2 separate regions of the Homo sapiens genome follow, and region 2 is linked to region 1. Evidence: chromatin loops called from intact Hi-C (ENCODE). Cell type or tissue: body of pancreas. All regions are shown on one strand. Links, peaks and the distances in the headings refer to the core of each region. The heading gives the core; the rest is flanking DNA. Region 1 holds the start of TRH-GTG1-8 (tRNA-His (anticodon GTG) 1-8). Region 2 has its middle 8.8 kb from the start of AFG2B.

Region 1 (9,948 bases), core at 3,130-5,629:
CTCTGGTGACCCGACTGCCTCGGCCTCCCAAAGTGCTGGGATTACAGGTGTGAGCCACCGTGCACGGCCTCTACTTCTTTTTAAAAAAATTTTTTTAGAGATGGGGTCTAGCTATGTTGTCCAGGCTGGAGTGCAGTGGCTATTCATAGCCACAATCATAGTGCACTGTAGCTTCAAACTCCTGGGCTCAGGTGATCCTCCCACTTCAGCCTTCCAAGTGGCTGGACTATAGGCTTGTGCCATCAAGCCTGGCTAAGCTCTACTTCTTGAAGGGAGGAGTATCAGAGAATTTGTGAACATATGAACTTGTGAATCACCTGAGTTTTCTTGAAGCATTTGGCCAAAGAGAATTGAAGAAAAAGAAGTTATTTGCAGCTTTGATTATATGGTTAAAAATATTTTATCTAGACTCAGGACGAGGCCAGTGAACCAGAGTAGTCATGACACAGAAATAGTTTGACTTTTTGAAATTTTTTTATTTTTGATATGGAGTCTCGCTCTGTAGCCCAGGCTGGAGTGCAATGGTGCAATCTCGGCTCACTGCAACCTCCACCCCCTGGGTTCAAGTGATTCTCCTGCCTCAGCTTCCCGAGTAGCTGGGATTACAGGTGCGCACCACCACACCTGGCTAATTTTTGGGGTTTGTTTGTTTGTTTTTTGGTTTTTTTTTTGAGACAGAGTCTCACTCTGTCACCCAGGCTGGAGTGCAGTGGCACGATCTCGGCTCACTGCAAGCTCCGCCTCCCGGGTTCACACCATTCTACTGCCTCAGCCTCCCGAGTAGCTGGGACTACAGGCGCCCGCCACCACGCCTGGCTAATTTTTTTGTATTTTTAGTAGAGATGGGGTTTCACCACATTAGCCAGGATGGTCTCGATCTCCTGACCTTATGATCCACCCGCCTCAGCTGGGATTACAGGCATGAAACACCGTGGCCAGTATGACTGAAATTTAGAAGAAAGTTTGGAAATAAAAGAAATTCAAGTCAGATTGTTGCAATTTTTGTATGTATCTTTCCCTTTTAACTTAAAATTACATTTGAAATTTGCACATTGTACCATCATGTCAAATGCTCAATGCTAACAATATCAGTATAACATGGATACGTCTCTTTTCATGCTGTTTTGGCTACCCTGACTCTAGAAAACATTATACACTTGATATTAGATCTTCCTCTTTTGATCTGAGAGACCAAAATGGATGCACCATTATCAAGTAAGACAGACTCAAAGCTTAAGGAAAGTAACTTACCTATGGGTCCAAGGTGCCGGCTGGCATAGCAAATTGCTAAATTCCTATGGCTAAGGTCTCTAATAATAGGAGCTATGAGCTCTGATTTACAACCCAGACCCCAAGTCTGATTAGACAGAGGACCAGCCTTACAAATATTCTTTTCTCAGAAGCTATTGCAGACCTTAAGCCAGTTTCAGACAGCTTATAGAGGCTGTGCACAAATTGCCTTGGTGTCCTATAGTTCATCTTTTGATGTGGAGCCAATTCCACCTCATTTCAATGCCAAAATCCTACCCCAAAGTGAACGTGGCATGTATGTTACATACATGTTTACCCATTGCCCATACATAGAGTTCCCTCATAAATATGTATAGCTTTTCCCCAAATCTGCTGAATGTGTATGACACAAGCTCTGTGAAGCATAAAACCCAACGTGTCCTTCCCCTCCTTGAAGAAAGAGCAGGCCAGGTGAGGTGGCTCACACCTGTAATCCCAGCCCACTGGGAGGCCGAGGTGGGTGGATCACTTGAGCACAGGAGTTCAAGACCAGACTGGGCAACATGGTGAAACCCTGTCTCTACAAAAAATACAAAAATTAGTTGAGTGTGGTGGTGTGTGCATGTGGTCCCAGCTACTTGGGAGGCTGTGATGGGAGGATGGCTTGAGACCAGGAATTCAAGGCTGCAGTGAGCTATGATCACACCACTGCACTCCAGCCTGGGTGACAGAATGAAATACTGTCTCAAAAAAAAAAAAAAAAAAAAAGAAGAAGAAGAAGAAAGAGCACCATTGGTCCACGTTGGAGACTTTCTCTTCCCAGCTGCAAACTGATATCACCAATATAGCTCTCCTTTCTACCATCTAGCCATCTTGGTGATCTTCTGGATGACACACTCAAGCCTCATATCCATTTTTTTTTATCCAACATGTTCATCCCCTCTACCTCCATGCTAAAGAGAAAACATCTATAGGTGTGATTTGAGGGAAGAGTCCCTCGTTCATCCCTAGATGAGTATTAGTCCCCGAGCTCCAACATCAACTACTAGTCCAGGGAGCAGAAATTCTCTTCTGTCTCTCCTGAATGAAGACTTTTATCAGGATATAATTATCCATTTACACCTAACCTTTCTAAAACACAGATATGACTATGTCTCTCTTCTGCTTAAAAATGGGAACTTAAATGCCCCTCTCCCCTCAATGCCTGACACAAAGCCTATGGACAGCCTTCAGGAAATTTGTGAATTCCTGATATTTTATCATAGGTGTATTACTTTGGAGAACAAGGCTGTGGCTGTCAATGGATCCCCAAAGCAATGTTACCACAAAATGTGAAGAAACACCAGCCTCCAGGAAAAAGGCCTGACTCAAGTAAGAGATTCATCAAAATTTGGCTCCAGCCTCTCACCCTCCACTCTCTCCTCCATATCTTTGTTGTTTCTTTGTTTGTTTGTTTTAGGGGGAATTACAGGCATGTGCCATTGCACCCATCTAATTTTTGTATTTTTAGTAGAGATGGGGTTTCACCATGTTGGCCAGGCTAGTCTCGAACTCCTGGCCTCAAGTGATCCGCCCTCCCCGGCCTCCCTCCCCTCCATATCTAATGTTGTAGCTACAACTTGTCTTTTCCTATGCTATCTGTGCATCATACTTCCTTGCTTTTACTTATGCCTTTCTCTTTGCCTAGAATACCCTTTCCTTTTTATCTTTTTTGAGACAGAGTCTCATTCTCTCACCCAGGCTGGAGTGCAGTGGAGCAATCTCGGCTCACTACAACCTCCGCCTCTCAGCCTTAAGTGATTCTCCTGCCTCAGCCTCCCAAGTAGAATATCCTTTCCCTTTCTTTTCCAGGAAAAGTACTATGCATGCCTTGGAACTCAGATCAAATGTTGTATCCTGGTAGAATCAACGATCTAAGCTCCAACACACTTTGTATATATGTCTGGCATAGTTCTAATTAGTTCTTCACTCATCTGATTAACCCCGAACTAAAATGATCTCAGAGTAAGAATGGGTCTTATTTAATTCATATCTCCAAGGCCTAGCACAGATCATACTAGGCACTACTGGTTATTGGGCAGGAGGATAGGTGTCAGCATGGACCATTGCCCAACAGAACAGGAACACATCTCCCTCTGAGCATGCCTCCTCAGACCCCCTACTCACCCAGGACCATTTCTGCTCAGCCTGATGCTTTGGCTCTCTGAACTCTGTAGTGAGCTTTGTATTTGCAGATTTTTCTGACCAGTAACTCAAAACTAATTTTGGAGACCAACATTGCCAATTTAAAACGTTTCCAAGAAAAGATGTTTTTTAAAACCTATCACTGGCTGGGTACAGTGGCTCATGCCTGTAATCTCAACACTTTGGGAGGCCGAGGCAGGTGGATTACCTGAGGTCAGGAGTTCAAGACTAACCTGGCCAACAAGGTGAAACCCCGTCCCTACTAAAAATACAAAAATGAGCTGGGTGTGGCGGCACATGCCTGTAATCCCAGCTACTCAGGAGGCTGAGGCAGGAGAATCGCTTGAACCTGGGAGGCAGAGGTTGCAGTGAGCCAAGAGCAAGACTCCGTCTAAAAAACAAACAAACAAAAACAAAAACAAACAAAAAAACACCTATCACCTACTTTCTCCATAGTTTTATAAAAGTCACTTTAATACCTCAAAAATAAAAAGGTCATTGTCTCAGCCTAGAGGACAGTCCTTTGGATTAAATGCATTTAGCATTTTAAAAGCTTACCACATTGACCTCATTTTTTCATTCAGTGGTGAAAAGTTTGTCCTAGTTTATCAGTTCTAAAAAGTTTGGAAACCACTGATTTAGACCTTTGCTTCTGCAAGGCAGCTCCTGCATTCTTCCTGACTCAGGAATTAGTTTCAGGTCTCATGCCAGGAATAAAGTCCTGCACCATCTTTCCCTACAGTTTCTTTTTGTGGATATGGAGAGAAGTACCTAGAAACAAGAGACCGACTACAGCATATTGAACAGTCTATGCTGGTCACTTGACTTTGGATGAGGGGCAAATCTCAGTTGACAAACTCAGCTCAAAAATAAACTACTCTAGGCAAGAAGTATCTTATACAGCTTTGCAGCCCCCAATGACTTAAGAACTAAGAGATGCTAGTTTATGGGAAGAATGAAGAATGAATGAATGAATGAATGAGTGGATGGATGGATGGATGGATGGATGGATGGATGGATGGATGAATGGATAGATAAGTAGATGGATGAAATCTGAGTCCTCATTACCCAGAGAATCCCTGTGGAACAGGCTCAGTTAAGTCAGAAGTGGTATGTTGCAAATTAAATGAGTCTTTTCCAGCCTCAGCTTTTCACTACTACTTCCTGGGGCACAGCGCCTTCTAGTGGAAATCCAGATGTGCTGCCTCCTCCCTAGACGGCCCTAAACATGGGCCCTTTGATGACTCCCTCCCAGATCACCATCTCCTCACTGTGAAAACCTCAATGACATCCCCATTGATGAGGCTCAGTAGATTCAGGCAGGTCCCTTCTAGTAACCCAAGTACTCACAAGATGAACAATGAAGGATTCCATTAGAGCTTTAGGCTAGAGCAGCACTTCTCAAACTTTCCTGTGCAGATGAATCACTTGGAGAGGACCTTGTGGAAAACCGAAGATTTTCACTGGGTAATTCTGAGTTGTGGATCAAGATTCTGAATTTTGGACAAGCCTTCCAGGACCAGAGCCTGCTGGTCCAGTGGCAGCTGCTCAACACTGCGCCCCTGTGGGGGTTGGCAGCTCCCAGATATACGAGGTATAACCAGGGAGTATAACCAGGAAGCTGTGGGGTTGATGGTTTAAGCAGACAATCTGAAGCTTATAAATTACTGTTGTCCCTTTCAAGGTTTGCCCTTTGAAGTCTACACACTCCTACCAAAAAAAAAAAATTGTTTTTCTTTTGCTGGAATGTTATTTATAAAACATTTCTGGCATTGTCATTGAAATTTTTGTGCCTTAAAAGACTCAGTGGTGACATTTTTCTCTTTGAAGGTAGCTTTAAAAGCAGTCAAAAGTTATTTCAAAATAGAATGTGATTATAAATATTGAGGTGGATGTACTCATATGGCTTATAAATTAGCCCTGAAAATAATCTCCAAATAAGAATTCCAAAAATATTTTGGGCAGCTGTTTGGAGAAAGTGGAATGCCTGATTTGAAACACAATACTCATTTGGATGTTTATGTTCCAGGGTGTTCATTTTTAAGGAGTTGATTTCATTATGTTATATTCCCATCTACTATATTATTTAAGTAAAACTTCAGTAGGGCTTTGTAAGTGCCAGGCACTATTGCTTTACAAATATTCATTCATTTAATCTTCATAACAATCCTTTTACAGATGAGAAGTCATTCTACAATCATTTTACAGGTGAGAAAACTGAGGCATGGAGACATGTTGCTTCCCCAGGGTCACCTAGTTAGTAAATGGATGAGTTGAGATTCAAATCTTAAACAGCCTACTTTCAGGTGTCAGAGGCTTCATTACTAAGCTATGCTAGCTCCCCCAACAGAGACGAGGTCTCATTATACTGTCTAGTCTGGTCTTGAACTCCTGGGCTCAAGCAATCCTCCCACCTTAGTCTCCCAAAGTGCTGGGATTACAGGCGTGAGCCACCATCCCCAACTTATGCTACCCCTTAATTAGAGTTAGGACTAGTCTAGTACTATCAACTACTGTACCTCAGGGTCTATCAGATGGAAGGGAAAAAAATTCAAAGTGACTTAGAGGTTGGAAACCTGCAGAAATTAACAAATCCAACCAAGATGGGAACAACTGGAGCTGGAATGTGTGAACAGGGTGCTCTTAAGTATAAGCACCCTACCTCTTTCCTGGCACTGAGACCTAGAGAAGAGTTCCAACCTCAAGCTGGAAGTGATAGGAGGAAATATTACATTCCCAGAATCAGAAATCATAAAACAATTTTAAAAGCAAGGGACCAACAGGAAGGGGGTGCTGACTGATTGCTCAGAGAGGGTGTCCCAGGGCAGCGGGGTCTTGATGAGGTCATTCCAGGCCAGGGTCTCCAGGAGCAGGGCTTTGCCAGCCCTGACATTCCATTTTGTCAGTGTACCTAGAGATAAGTAGGCACAAGGGAAATGAATTATGCTAACCAGACTCTTATGAGTCTAAACCAAAACACCCACAGTTAGGAGAACAGTGCCAATAAGCTTGTTCAAAGCATGCTTTTTCCTGTAGGGAAGTCTAATGGGCAAATCATTATCAAAGTCTGTTTTGTAAGGAAAATTGACTGAGTGACCTCAGAAGAGGATGTTATGAAATGTTGAGAGCTGGATGCGCCCATCTCATGGACTACCGTGTAGCTGCCAAAAAGGCAGCCCTCCCCTCGTGTCACTCTTCCTGCAACTAGGTCACAATACAACACTTTCAGTTCAGCTTTCTTTAGCATTCCTGACCTCAGACATGGATGGCTAGTGGGTTATCTCAGATGGTGAATGTTTGTGATTTTTGTTTTATTGGTTGACGCTTTTTTTTTTTTTTGAGACAGGGTCTTGTTCTGTTGCCCAGGCTGGAGTTCAGTGGCATGATCACGGCTCACTGCAATCTCCCCCTCCCAGGCTCAAGCAATTCTCCCACTTCAGCCTCCTGAATAGCTGGGACTACAGGTACACACCGCCACACCTGGCTAATTTTTGTATTTTTTATAGAGAGAGCTTCTCACCATGTTGTCTAGGCTGGTCTCAAACCCCGGAGCTCAAGCAATCCTCCCACCTCAGCCTCCCAAAATGCTGGGATTACAGGCATGAACCACCATGCCCAGCCTCTTGGTTGACACTTTTTCCTTGTAGTACTCTTAGAGAGTGGCTACTCCTAACTTTCTCCTCAGGGTGTGGGAGCAGCTCATTGCCTACTGAAGCACCTGCAGCAGGGCAGTGGGGGCTGGTCTTCAGGGGAAAAGCCAGAGCCTTTCCTGGCATCCCACCCTGACACCTTATTCCAGCCCACAGATTGAAATCCGTCACAGCAGTTATTTGGTGAGGGGTTGGAGGAATATAAGTCACCACATTCCTGTTGGCCAGTTCTTTTTTTGTTGTTGGCGATGTTGATTTTCTAGACATATAACGTTTGAATCAGTCATCCAAAGCTTGGCAAGTTCTCAGGCTCACCTTTCCCCATTCTATTTTGCGCAGAACACTCTCGAGGTGTGAGCTGTCCTGTTGTGTGGTTTAAACTCGCCAAATGTAGAGAACTGGGAGACTGGAGACCTGGGGAGATTACAGCCCCCACGCAGTGCCTTGCTTTTTTTTTTTTTTTTTTTTTTTTTTTTTTGAGACAGGGTCTTGCTCTGTCGCCCAGGCTGGAATGCAGTGGTGTGATCTCAGCTCACTGCAACCTCTGCCTCTCGGGTTCAAGCAATCCTTCCACCTTAGCCTCCCAGGTAGCCGGGACTACAGGCACACGCCACCATGCCCTAATTTTTGTATTTTGGGTACAGACAGGGTTTCGCCATGTTGCCCAGGCTGGTCTGGAGCTCCTGAGCTCAAGAGATCCGCCCACCTCGGCCTCCCAGAGTGCTGGGATTACAGGCATGAAGCCAGTGCCTAGCTTTTAAGTGCTGTTCATTCTTTACTGATTGATTGTGGGTAGAGGGGGCGCAACCCCATTGCAATGTCTGTCTCTCCCAGGAATGATCTCGGGCTTGCCTTGCCACCCTCAGGACACCTGAGAGGAGCTGGAGAGGCTCATTCCTCAGTGCCCTCTCATTCCCTCCTTGAGAGTGACATAGCCACCACCAGCTGCCTGAAAGTCAAATCCAAAACTCACTTCCATTTTGCCTAATGCCAAATGACAGACTTGAATTTGTTGAGTTTGGGTTTTTTAGGTCCACATAAAACAAGCAAACAAAATGTGCTTAAACTTGAGGTAGATTAGGGGAAAACCCTCCAGGAGAAAACCCCCTCTCACCTAGGAGACTGTGGAGATGAAGGCCACAAACCTCTCATTAGCACCCCTCATAGTGGCTACTGGAACCAGCACCTCTAGTGCAGTCATATATTTCACTTGTCACGGGATCTGAAGCAAAACGGTTCAGCGTATGGTCTAATCTGCATTCTTCTAACCCTTAATTAATGTTTGCACATTGTTCCTATCACCCCTTTGTCCCAAAGTATTGATGTTTTAGCTAGTGTGAAGGTTTTTAGAGGATCCAATATATGATTCGGTCATTCACAAGGGTAAAATAAAGAGTACCACACAGAAACTACACAAAAATAAAATAATCACATATTGGGGAAGGTGGGGGTGACTGATTCACTAGCAGATGAGAAAGGAAAGCCCCAGAGTGTGCACCGAACTTTTTGTGCACACTTCATTGTCCGTTATAATTTCAGCCCTGGCCAGGTAACAGCTTTTAGAGTTAGCTTCCCAGAAGAATGTGTGGCTTTCTAAGTCTAAAAAGAGGCCCTTGCCGTACCATTGTTTCCACAATGCCGTGACTCGGATTCGAACCGAGGTTGCTGCGGCCACAACGCAGAGTACTAACCACTATACGATCACGGCGAGCTACCGGGACGCCACGACGAGCAGCTGACCCAGTGTTGCCCTTCTCGTCTAGATGGCGGCCATTCCAGCTTTCCTAAGCGTCCATTATCTACCAGGTTCCTCCCGCACCCACGTTCACCCGCAAGAGCAGCCGGGAGCGCTGTGGACTCCCTAGCCCGAAGTCTCCTCTTGGCTGTACGCACGGACCGCAAAAGAAGGGACATGAAAGTGCTTTGCAACCAAAGGATTCCTATGAGGCCGGGCCTGCAATGATGTGAAGCCCCTGAGGACGCCCGAATGGTGGCCCAAAGTCTCTCTGACGCTCACCATGCCCTGACTATCATGCTATCTGAACGACTTTGGCTGGGACTGGAGCTCTTAAATTTTACAAGAAGGAAAATCAGTTCTGACCCACCACCATACAACTTCCTTGAGGCGCGAGGTAAGGGGAACCCCAAGAGCAGCCTCCACGGTGGAGAAATCGGCCACCGTGTCTGGTGCGCAGGCAAGTGTGGACCAAAATCGAGAAAGCAGAGATTAATGCTCTTGCGTGCCCTCAGATGGCTGCGAGGGTGGAGATAGGCTAGAACAAACAATGACAAATCAATGACATTGCAAGGGGGCGGGGCTTTCAACAGAGAAGAGTTCAGGCGACAAGCCGAGGTCCTGTGTCCCTAGTAGCTCGCCGTGATCGTATAGTGGTTAGTACTCTGCGTTGTGGCCGCAGCAACCTCGGTTCGAATCCGAGTCACGGCATTGTGAGGACAATGGCACGGCAAGGGGAGTTTGTTTTATTGTACCAATCCGTTTTTAATCCTGAGTTCACAACATTGTGGAAAATGGACCCCGATTCCCTTGTGACATTTGAGAGCGACGTTTACGCTGGCTCTGGCTAAATTGGACTTTGGAAAGATATAGGCTTCCGGGTCCTCTGAGCCTGGGCGCGTTCTTGAAGACAAAGCACAGACCACTCGCCAGTTTAAAAAGTGTTGTAGTAGACATACGTACAAATTTCCACAGAAGCACTGGGAGCGGATTCCTAATGATAGGAAAAGAAGGCTTAGCAAAGGAAGTGAGGATCAAGGTAGCTCTTAAAGGCACAGTGAGAATTTGTCAGGCAGCCAGGATGATTTCGTGTACAGAGGCTTGAAGGGAGTCTTGAAAAGGAAAAATCTTTTTTTTTTTTTTTTTTTT
Region 2 (12,646 bases), core at 4,659-7,158, 190 kb before region 1:
TTTTTAATCTGACCAGAAATTTGTTAATTCTATGAATTGAAGAACATCAATTAAAGCACTAGAATTGAACCACTAGAGGGAGTCCAGAACCAACTAAGCCTGAAGGCTACAGGATTGTTAGGACGTTGGTGTTCTCAACTGTGGTTTCCACTCAATTTTCCCAGGATTCACACCTAGGTGTATGAAGCCATCTGTTGTCTCTATATATTATCTGGCTTAGTCTGTTCAGGCTGCTGTAACAAAATACTACGAACGAGGTAGCTTATAAATGACAGCAATTTATTTTTTACAGTTCTGGAGGCTGGGAAGTCAAAGACAAGGCACTGGCAGATTCCATGACTGGTAAGGGCCCCCTGTCTAGAGACAGCTCATTGTACCTGCACATGGTGGAAGGGACTAGCTAGCTCCCTCATGTTTCTTTTATAAGCACACTAATCCCATTCATGAGGGCTCCACTCTCGTGACCTAATCACCTCCCAAAAGGCCCTGACTCCTACTACCATCATCTCAAGGGTTAAAATTTCAACAAATGAATTTTGTGGAGGACACAAACACTGAGACCCTAGCAGTAACTGACTTATTTTCACATAATTTTTCACAAGCCTCAAGCTGTGTAAAACTCAGTTTCTAAGTTAAAATTTAATTTTTGTGTTAAGTATAAAAATGAGACTGTTCCTAAATCCAAAATTTAGTGGTAGGTCAAAATCCAAACCGATGGAATTCATCTTGCTATAGCCTAGAAACATTTCTAGCTTTAAATTGTTTCAAATAGCTTTGCCAAACAAAATCTTTTGTGAGATTTTCCCGAAAAGGTACATGTGACAAATGGTTTCTCTTTATGTCCTTTGTTACATTCAAGGTTACAATCTGTCTAATTTTTAATTAACTATAAAAATTCTTAATTAACTGTAAGTCTATAATTCAAAAGAAATAATTGGAATCTGTTTCTTTAGGATAATGATCATGCAATATTTTTGTCCCTTCAGCATATTATATATGTATATAAAAATATATTCCTGTATATGAAAAAAATCTAAAGAAAATGGTTAAACCAGTAGCATGAGTCATCTGTAGATTAAATAATGTTAATCTTTCCAGCATTTCCATTTTTGTGTTATGTTCAACCCTAATATATTTGAACATTAGCAATGACTATGAGTTGTAATAGATGAATAGAGATTTGTTTAGCCACCCTTGAAAAAGCATGATTTGCAAACACTTTCATCTCAACATGCTCATGTAGATGTAGTAAGTGACTTATTTCCACGGATAGCTAATATGCCGAACCTGTGTTCATAAAGTATGTAATGAAAATCCCCCTAAATGGGACATTGTTAAAATTGTTCTTTAGAATCTTCCATCTTTACTTTTTATCTTGTATCCAGGTTAGAATTAGTCTTTAGAGTAATTCTAGATATAGAATAAGTTATAGAATCAGAAGAAGGAGGATGAAAATATTTGCTGGATTTCAAATGACCTGCAGACTACAGTTCATAGAACATCATTCTGAAAGTCTGTTCTTGCACATTTTCAGGAAATTGCTTGATTCATCATTTTTTAGAAGTTAATGTTAAGGTAATTTTTCCCTATGATGTTGGTTCACACTTTTCAACAAACATAATAATTATATATTTATTAAAACAAATATTTATTGAACATCTACTTCTTGCTAGTTACTATACCAGAGGCTGAGTATTTGGTGGCAAACAACAACAATAAAAACACTGTAATCCTTGCCTTCATGAAGCTTATAGTCTACTGGGAAGTCAAACATTGAAGAAGTAAACAAGTGAATAAATCTGATAATTAAAGGTGATGAAAATTGCTTTGAAAGAAATAAACGGAAAAGGGCTACTTTAAACAGGTATTAAGGATAGGAAAAACAAAACAAATTGTTTTTCCTACTCTCATACACCACTCAGCCACTCAACACAGCACTTCTGACACCAGGTGTTGGTTGGGGAGTTCCCCACATATCAAGCAAATTCTCCCACAGATACCACCTGGGTGTCCTCTAATTCAATTCAATGCTGAGACTATCTACCTGGAGATAGCATCAGACTCCACAGGTTCAGGGCCCAGTCCCTCAAGACTGCCCCCCACCTTCAGATGCCAATCACAAGTTCCAGATTGTGACTTGTGCTTCTGACCAGGGACGGTCTGTAAATTGGGCTTCCCATGACCCCCTTCTTAGGTTCTATTAATTTACTAGGATGGCTCATGGAACTCAGGAAAACACATTACTTACATTTACTGGCTTATTAATAAAGGATGTAATAAGGATACAGATGAACAGCCAGGGGATACAAAGGGTGAGATCTGGAAGGGTCCTGAGTACAGGAGCTTCTGTCCCCATGGAGTTGGTATGTACCACATTCCAGGCACATGGATGTGTGTTTGCCAACCTGGAAGCTCTCTGAACCCCATAGTTAAGGGATTTTTATGGGGCCTTCATCACGTAGGCATGATCAATTATTAACTCAATTTCCAGCCTCCGTCCCTCTCTGGAGAATGGAGGTAGGGGCTGAAAGCTCCAAGTTTATGATCATGGTTGGGCTTTCCGGTGACCAGCCCTCATCTAGGAGCCGGGCAAGAATTGCCTTGGTAGAACAAAAGACTGCTCCTATCACTCAGGAAAGTCCACGGGATTTAAGAGCTCCATGTCAGGAACGAGAGTGAAGACCAAACATTAGAACCAAAGATTCTCCTAGCACCCCTGTAACTCAGGAAATTACAAGGGTGTTGGGAGCTCTAGGCCAGAGACTAGAGGCAGAGACCATATATATATTTCTTACTTCACAACAGGAAAGGAGAGAAGGTCTCTGAGGAAGTGACATTCCAGCTGAGACGTGAAGGATAAGTAGAAACCAAGCAGAAGAATTGGAAGAGGAAAGGGAAGAGGGAAAAGCCTGTGCCAATGCCCTGAGATTGGAATATGCTTTTTGTGTTTAAGAAATTAACAGAAGGTCAGTATTATCTTTACCATACTTATGGCTTTTTTTTTTTTTTTTTTTTTTTGAGACGGAGTCTCACCCTGTTGCCCAGGCTGGAGTGCAGTGGCGTGATCTCAGCTCACTACAACCTCTGCCTCCTGGGTTCAAGTGATTCTCCTGCCTCAGCCTCCCGAGTAGCTGGGATTACAGGCACAATGCTGCCACGCCCGGCTAATTTTTGTATTTTTAGTAGGAACGGGGTTTCTCCATGTTGGCCAGGATGGTCTCGATCTCCTGACCTCATGACCCGCCCACCTCAGCTTCCCAAAGTATTGGGATTACAGGTGTGAGCCACTGTGCCCAGCCCAAATACTGTATCTTAAGACTGACTATACCATACCTTTGGAAACTGTGTGCTGCCAGCTTATCTAAACATTCATCTACTCTTTTCTATTTCTACCATCAATAGGAATTTTTGTTACTTTTATTGGATCATTGCGAAAATGTCCTAATTAAACACCATCCCTCCAATCTCTCCCTAAATTGTAACTATATTAAACCAGCCAAGAAAAATCTCTTATACTTTGACTGGTTTGAGGACTATATCTGAGTTATATTAAATCTGACAATTTAGTTTATCTAAATGAATTATAGAGCTTTCAAACTTGTCTAAGCATTGACCCAGTATTGTGTAAGATCAGATCTTGGGGACTGAGCCAGAGAGAAGACCAGGCTCCAGGAACAAGGAAGATACTGTCCAGAAATGGTTTATTCATAGCAACTTCAAGGCAAGTTTATCAACTTTCCTCGATCGCTTTCCCTCCTCCAAGATAAGTATTCCTGCTCTGAGTTTCCTTGATACCCTGTGCGTACCTCTTAGAGCAGTTATCGTATTATGTTTTAGTTGTGGTATCCTTGTCTTTCTAAACCCTTTAAGGACAGAAAATGAGTCTTGCTCTTCTCCAGGTGCTCTGTACTTACCACAGTACCTAAAGGATTTAAGTGTAAAATCAAGATATGTTGAATGAATGAATGAGTAGCAGCAAGGCTGGATTGGTAAAATGGGACTTAGTCGTGGAAAGCTTGAATGCCATTTTTTTTTTATTCATTCTGTACCAGGAAATGTGCGGTAAATGGGAGGGAATGACATCCAGAGCACTATAGTACAATGGTGGACAGGGCAGAGTTAATGGTATTCTCTCCTCCAAGTAAATGCTTTACTCCAGGACATTCATTTATAAATCCTTAATGCAAATTTAACTTCCCTCCAGGAAGATGTATTTCACATCTTTAGTTCAAATTGTTCTTGTCTTAATCTGAGGTCCTGTAGCACTGTCCATACATTTATGCATCTAGTTGCATTCTGTTTGCATTGCTAGACAATTGTTTAAAGTGACTTTGTATTATTTTTCCAGTGAGATCTTTAAGTGATTTGGGAATTTGTACCTCTTTTTTCTAATCTTTTATAATTTTTGTTCCCCATCCCAGCGTTGAGCAAAATGCTAGGTGTTTAATAGTTAAATCTGTCTGTTTCCTCAAATACTAGAAATCCACTTAGTTTTTATTTGAATCTAGGAGAATGAGCTTGAAAAATCTAAAAAAAATTGGTTTGGGTTTTATACCTAAGGTATATTAGAGTTGAGAATTTTAGCCTGCTATAATAACTCTTAGATCTTTAGAACACTCAGACTTGTCTAGTAGTTGACCTAATATTAAATATGACCTGGTCTTGGGGACTGAGCCAGAAACAAGGCCAGCCTACAGATAGGATAGAGATTGTCTGCAAATGGCTTATTCATATTAATTCTCAGGTATCCATTTCATCAAAGTTTCCTCTAGTGCTTTGCTACACCCCATCCAAAAAATGGGATGAAGTCTTGATTTCTTCTTTCTAAGACACTAAAATCAGACAGAGGAGACAGAAATATCTGTTTGCTGCACCATTATTTCTCACTGATGGACAAGATCTTGCCAAAACAATGCAAGCCCTGAGAGACAGGGGAGAGAGAGATCTCATGACCTTTTAGCCTTGGAATGGGAGGGCTGACTCCAAAAGAAATGACCCGCTGGGTTCCAAAATAGCAAAACTGAAGACAAAAGGATGAAGATACGTGTTCTGAATCCTCTCAAACTGAGCAGATAGGGAACTTTGTTTAGAATAATTACATTATTCACCCCATCCTTGGTACTGAATGTTTCATTTGTCCATTGAAATGAAGGTCACTGTTTCCCTCCCACACCCTAAAATATGTGAGAGTAGCCATGAATGCCTAGGCATTTTTCAGAATTTTCTTTGTCCCACTTCTTTATAGACCTGCAAACTTTTCTGACTTTGAGTGAACTCAGTATGTTTCAGAACCATGAAATAGTGCCTGACCCGCCTGGTGCCTTTGGAATGAAGTTTTGGCAAACACACTACGCCCAGATAGAATTCAACAATTCTTCCTCTGGTTTTCCTCAACATGTAACCTTCCCACCTTTTTAGCACTTGGCTTAATTCTGCCTTGAGTTAGTTGTTTTCCTGTCTGTCTTTCCTCTACTTCAGCAGTCCCCAACCTTTTTGGCACCAGAGACCGATTTTGTGGAAGACAATTTTTGCACAGATGGGGTGTGGCAGGAGGATGATTTCAGGATGAAACTGTTCCACCTCAGATCATCAGATAGGCATTAAATTCTCATAAGGAACGCACAACCTAGATCCTCTGCATGCCAGTTCACAGTATATAGTAAGATTCACACTCCTATGATGATCTAATGCTGCTGATCTGACAGGAGGTGGAGCTCAGGTGGTAATGCTCGCTCAGTCCTGCTCGCCTCCTGCTGTGTGGCTTGGTTCCTAACAGGCTGTGGACTGGCAGCGGTCTGTGGCCCAAGGGTTGGGGACCTCTGCTCTACTCCCTCCTGATTGTAAGAGTTGATGCTATGTGTTAGTCATCTTTGATCTTTCATTCTACCTTCTTCCAGCAGGGGCTAGCATTGCTACTGGCTTGCTGTATGGTCTTGAGCAATTCATTTAACCTTTCTGAGCCTGATTCTTAAAATCTTTGAAATAGATTATTGTGAGATTAAGTGACATACTACAGGTTGAGCATTCCTAATCCAGAAATCCAAAATGCAAAATGCTCAGCATCAAAAACTTTTTGAGTGCTGACATGATGCTCAAAGGAAATGCTCATTACAGCATTTCAGATTTTGGATTTCTGAATCCAGATATTGAATCAGTTAAGTATAATGCAAATATTCCAAAATTCAAAAAAATCCAAAGTCCAAAACACTTCTGGTCCCAAGCACTTCAGATAAGGGATACTCAACCTGTATGATGTTCATTGTAATTATTATCATCTATCAGGATGTTATGAGATAATTTATAGAAATTTCTTTTGAAGGGTAAAAGCTCTATTGGCATGTAATGTAAGGCTCCAATAAACAGTAATAGCTACACAGATAGAGTACCAGGTACAGTTGTAAGTGTTTACAGTATGATCTCATTTAATCCTCCCAATAACCTTGGGAGGTTGGAACTATTTTTTTTTTTTAATTTATAGTTGAGAGAACTGAGGCGCAAAATGTTAAGTAGCTTTCCCAAGTTCACACAGCTAGTAAGTGGCAGACCTAGGATTCAAAACTAAGTGGCTTGGCTGGCTCCAAAGTTTCCACTCTGAACCACTACACTATGCTACGCTATAACCAAATCTGGCTTTGCAAACCACACCCACCAATTAATAGTTATGTGACCTTAGACAAGGCTTTAAAATTTTACACCTGATTTTAATCATTTGTAAAATGGAAATAAAACTAATACCTACCTCATAGGTTCATTTATCCAACAAATATTTCTTGAGCTCCTACCATTTGCTATATGCTGGGAATACCACAATATCATGATAACTAAATTCATGTAATGCACTTGGCTACTGCCAGGCACATATTAAGTGGTCAGTGTTAATTATTATTTTAATTAATAGTAATAAGCCAGTGACCTCTCTGAGACATATTTCCCATTACTTGGCTAGAGATTGTTCTATGTCATCACCATATAGCTGTTTTCTACTGATCCCCTAATTGTATTTTAAATTTTCAAATTGTATTTGAAAAAGAAGAAAACAGCAATACAAGTATCTTCCAGGGCTCAACAGAGTGGCTACTTTGAAGTGGATCTGATACATAATAAAGGCTAGGCAGGCATACAAAATATGCTTACTGCAAAGGAACATGAAGTACATTTGGTGAATGTGAAGATATGAAGATGATCAAATACAATGCTTTTGGGAAATTTATGGTGAGATCATCTTGGGAAACAAAGATGTGGCCCCACATTACATCCCTGGTGATACATAAAAAAACCCAGCATCCTACTTCTCAGAATCTATCTAGGAATGAATGGCTTGTTGTGGGTGCTCTTCTATGCTGTGCTTTGGTGCTCTCAGGATTCATCCTGTGTTTACCTACCCCACGTTCTGTGACAGCCAGAAGTAATTTGCTAGGTTACATAGAGACTTTATCTCTGTAGACTGCTGGTAATCAAATGAGATGATATGTATGAAATCATTTTGAAACATTACACACACACATGCACGCACACGCACGTGCATACACATGCAGAAAGTTTTCCACAAGAGTGTTGTAGTCACGTAGAGAGAATGCGCACTGTAGGAACCAGATACGGAAAGTACCTTCTTCCTCATTTCTAAGCTTGCTCTCAGCATCTTTTTCTTCCTTTCTGTCACCAAGTTTGCCTTCCTGTCCTGACTAGTTCCCCTTCTGCCCATTTCAGTTCCTAATAACAACAGTAGCTAACATGTGAGTGGTTATTTTAAGTGCTTTACATGTATTAATTCATTTAATCATAACTCTATGAGTTACATGCTATTATTATCCTTATTATATTTGAGAAAGCTGAGGTACAGAAGGGTTAAGTCACTTACACAAGGTCATACAGCTTAAATTGTAGGGTCAGGCTTTAAAGCTGGGTAGTTTGGTTCCAGAGCCCACACTCTTTATTATGATGGTATACTGTGTTTTACTCTGCCATAGGGCCTGCCACTGTCTGAGGTACACATCTGCCAACCTAAAATCTTTTGTATCCTTTTATTTTTTGTGTTTTTTTTTCTTTAGCAGAAGAACTTGAAAATTTTTTAGGCAGCAATTGGCAGTTTTTCTCTTTGCCTTCTACAATTCAATCAATGAAGCCAGAATCACTTTTGCCTAACACCAACTCTAATATAAATTTGTTACTCAGTTATGAGAAATGCAGAATCTTACCAAGTGGTATAATTCATGCTACAAACTTTGATCTTTAGTAATTGTCTGGGGCAATAATTCTGCACAGTGTTAACTAAACCACTGGCTAGCTTATACACACAAACAAATCTATTCAAGAAATGAAGTCAAAATCTCAGCTATTTTTCCTCTGCTGATTACTTGGTGTAAGATAACATTCAAGCTACTACTTGCTCAACGGTTAGGCACAAAGTTGGCAAAATCAGCTCTCTTCATGGCATTATAAAAAGAGATGAGCATTGTTTTTGTTGTTGTTGTTTTTTGAGATACAGTCTCGCTCCGTCACCCAGGTTGGAGTGCAGTGGCACGATCTTGGCTCAATGCAACCTCCGCCTCCCGGGTTCAAGTAATTCTCCTGCCTCAGCCTCTAGAGTAGCTGGGATTATAGACATGTGCCACCATGCCCAGCTTTTTTTTTTTTTTTGTATTTTTAGTAGAGATGGGGTTTCACCGTGTTGGCCAGGCTGGTCTCAAACTTCTGACCTCAGATGATCCACCTGCCTTGGCCTCCCAAAGTGCTGGGATTACAGGCATGAGCCACTGCTCCCAGCCAACGTTGTTTTGAAACGTATACAAAATACCTTTCTAAGGTATTAGAATAGAATGGTGAGAAACTAGGACTTCAACAGAACCTTGAGGTTAACTAGTTTGTACAAGTAGGCGTGGAGAGATTAAGTGACTTGCTCAAGGTTATCCAAGTAGTTAATGGTCAAGCAGTGATCTCCAGGTCAATTCTGATCTCCACATCTGCATTCATGGTGCACTTCCCTGAGCACTGCACTTCTGACTGGAACTGTCTCAGACAGGCTGTGTGGTCATCCATACAGTGATGTGAAAGACTTCTCATAGTTGAAAGACCTTTATTAGTTGCCCTAATAAAGGCACTGTATTTCACTCAGGAATCATATACTTCATTTTATATTTAAATAAGTAGATTCTGTGTATCTTATCAGCTTAATTTGAAAGGGCTAAGGGGTTGGCTACTATGGCTTAAATCCTAAAGGACAGACTTCTGCTTATGAGAAAATAGTAGCAGAAACAATGTTATAAAATGTGCATTGATGCTGTCCTAAAATCCTCAAGTGCAATTTTGGGGTAAGAAGCCTCAAGTTCTAGAAGTAGACCTTCTCTCCACACAACTGATGATAATACTAGCTTATTGTCATTTTGATGTGATCTGGATACCTCCTTTCACTGAATCAAAGGAACCATAGCATCAAAGGTCATTTAAGGAAAATAATTTTCATTCCTTTCTTTGGTTTCTATTAGAGGAATGTGTTTTTAATTTTTGTCACCTAGCTCCTTCTTTTTGTAATATTCAACTGTACTTAAAAAACAATCCATGTCTAAAATATTTTGCAGCATGAGAGAAAAGCTCCAACTGCCTTAGGAACTCACCAGCCCTGTCAACAGCCAGACCACAATATTTGGTGTGTGGGATTCCCTAAGTCCTTGCTCAGCATGTGACCTATGGACTGGCAGCATGGGTATCACGTGGGAGGTTGTTAGAAATGCAGAATCTTGGCTGGGCACAGTGGCTCATGCCTGTAATCCCAGCACTTTGGGAGGCTGTGGCAGGCGGATCGCTTGAGCCCGGGAGTTTGAGACCAGCCTGACCAACATGGCAAAGCCCTGTCTCCACTAAAAACGCAAAAATTAGATGGGTGTGTGCCTGTAGTCCCAGCTATTCGGGAGGCAGGGGCACAAGAATTGCTTGAACCTGGGAGGTGGAGGTTGCAGTGAGCTGAGATCACGCCACTGCACTCCATCCTGGGCAACAGTGTGAGACTCTGTCTCCAAAAAAAAAGAAAAAGAAAAAGAAAAAAGAAAAAAAGAAATGCAAAATCTTAGGCCTGAATCAGAATTTGCCTTTTAACAAGCTCCCCAAGTGATTCCTATGTGCATCCCTGGATGCCTTTGTAAGAATACCTATTGCTTCTTTCTAGTCTAGAAGTGAGGCTGAGACTTTCTGTACCACTACTCCAAGATACAAACCTTAAGTTAAAAACAAGAAGTCAGCCTGAGCAACATGGCAAAAACCCATCTCTGCAAAAAATACACAAATTACCTGGGCATGGTGGCATGCACCTGCTGTCCCAGCTATTCAGGTGACTGAGGTGGGAGGATCACTTCAGCCTGGGAGGTGGAGCTTGCAGTGAGCCCAGATTGTGCCACTGCACTTCAGCCTGGGCAACAGAGCAAGACTTTGTCTAAAAAACAAAACAAAACAAAAAACCCTGCAAAAACAAGAAGTCTTTGATTATTTGGGAGCATAGCTTCATTAATTTTGTTGGATAGTTATCAAACCATAGAAACTTGGATTGGAAGAAACCTTAGAGGTCATCAAGTTCAACCGTCATCACTGCTGTGAATTTCAGTATAATGACCAATTTTTGTAAAAAGGTTAAATTGTGTTCAGGATATTCTGTTCAAGAAGATGAAAAGTATTTAATTCATCTTAGAAAGGCAGCCATACAAATGGGAGAAGTTTATATATTTAAAAACTTTTAGTGTTAAAGGAAAAAGCTTCAGTTGTCTGGAAAGTTTATTGATATGAAATGTGTTGGCCATGATGATATCCCCTAAGGAGGGCTTTATCTTTTAAACTCATATTCCAACTATTTTATATCTGCCAAACGTTACTGTCTTGCACAATTATAACTTTAACTTCCTCCAACTAAGAAAATTATTACTTATCAAACTAAATTTTCCATAAGGAGAGGAAAAGAGATAAATCTTCCTTGCAGAAGAATTCCAAGCAATATATGTATGTAAACCCCTCTTCCTTTCCAGGGGAGTTGGTCTCGGAGACTCAATTCCAAAGAATAAAGTATGAAAAGGAAAAAACACCAACCAACTTTACAGAGGAAAAACCCGGCAGACACTACCTTAAGCAAATGACAGGGTTAATACCATCAGTGATATGAGAATATTACATACTACCTGATACGATACGATGAAAAGGGCACATCATCTCGGTAGTATTCTTTCCAGAACTCCATAATGCCAGTCCAATCATGAGAAATACATAAACCCAGTTCAAAGCATAGACTACAAAATATCTGATTAGTTTTCCTCAAAACTGACGAAGTCCTGAAAAACCAAAGAAAGACTAAGATACTGTCAGAGAGCAGAGGCAATCACAGAAGACATTACAACGAAATATAGTGTGGTATCCTGGATTGGATATTGGAACAGAAAAAGAATGTTAGTGGAAAAACTGGTAAGATCCAAGTAAAGTCTGGAGTTTAGTTAATAATGATTTACAGTGTTGGTAGCTTAGTTTTAGCAAATGTATCTTAGCTGTGGAAGACAATAACAGGGTAAACCAAAACAGGGCGATGGGTGTACAGGAACTCTGTACTATCTTTGTAACTTTTCTGTAAATCCAAAAACAGATAGAAAACAAAATTTCCCACAAACTCATGAAAATTATTTTAACATATTAAAGTACAGACAGACTTCCACAAGTTTAGAAGGCTGACTTGTGCAGAATACCTACTTAAGATATCCACACTTAATCAGTCTGGTATAGTACCTCACGCCTGTAATCTCAGCACTCTGGGGGGCTGACTGAGGCAGGAGGAGCACTTGAGCCCAGGAGTTCAAGACCAGCCTGGGCAACATAGCAAGATTCTGTCTTTAATTTTTTAAAAATTAATATAATCACACTTAAAGCCCTTCTTGAGACCTATAGCACCATTTTGCTAGACTTGGAAGTTTAAGGTTTTCAGATTTGAATTCCCAGAGTATAAAATCAAAGTCTGTTTTCCAAAAGTTCACTTAACTCTTGAAAAAAGAATTGCACTGAGAATTTATCTCAGCAGAGTGTGGTGAATTTGGATGAATCATTTAGCCTTGGGCCATGAGGTTATCCCAACTATAAAATAAGATCCCTCTTAGTTTTAAAATTCTGTAAATATGCCTCTCTCAAACATTGTAAATATTGTTTTAAAGTGAGGTACAAATTCCAAGGGAAAAAATAAAACTTTGACTAGGCAATTGATTCCACAAACATTTATTAAGTGATAATCACTGTGCTAAGTACAACAGGAGCTGTAGCCCTTGCTCTCCAGAGGTCTGGCGAAAGAGATATGTAAACAAGCTGTTACAGCCATGTATAAGTGCTCTAAAAAAAGTATTAACAAGGTGTGCTGTGGTACACAGGAAGAAGTTGCTTCATTCTTCTGGAGATGTTACAGAAGGTTTGGACATAAAAAAAAAAAAACAGGAATACCATGAAATAGTACTGTTTGATCTAATCAGAGTCAATGAGGGATTAGTCCTATACTAGTAAACATTTATCTTCATTGGCTGTTTGTAAATATCTGGGAATTACTGGATTTTCCCAGTGCTAAATTGGCTGCAGAGTCAGAAATTTGGTTGCTACAGAATTGTGCCAGAAAAGCACAAGTATCTCAAGTTGCAGATGC

Evidence for each region. Peaks named below come from ENCODE experiments on the same cell type or tissue, not always from the same donor. Only the 100,000 strongest peaks of a DNase experiment are listed, where the experiment ranks them.
Region 2: it touches region 1 in a loop (6-fold over the local background); 73 of 110 quality-filtered maps call a loop at or near these places.

What each region holds. Positions count from the first base shown.
Region 1 is chr15:45,199,975-45,209,922 of GRCh38, reverse strand. TRH-GTG1-8 (tRNA-His (anticodon GTG) 1-8) reads left to right here and starts at 9,439; the gene lies at 9,439-9,510. TRH-GTG1-9 (tRNA-His (anticodon GTG) 1-9) reads right to left here and starts at 8,772; the gene lies at 8,701-8,772. It also overlaps a transcript of SHF not described here. RefSeq lists silencers at 8,568-8,617, 8,638-8,697, 9,338-9,617 and enhancers at 8,571-9,080, 8,948-9,237. In body of pancreas, for the core only: a CTCF peak has its summit at 4,602 (motif pointing left); a DNase peak (open chromatin) is centred at 4,602.
Region 2 is chr15:45,387,242-45,399,887 of GRCh38, reverse strand. It overlaps a transcript of GATM not described here. Among named protein-coding and RNA genes, the nearest start is that of AFG2B, 8.8 kb to the left of the region's middle. RefSeq lists an enhancer at 7,728-7,997. In body of pancreas, for the core only: a CTCF peak has its summit at 5,892 (motif pointing right); a DNase peak (open chromatin) is centred at 5,767; H3K27ac peaks cover 2,500 bases.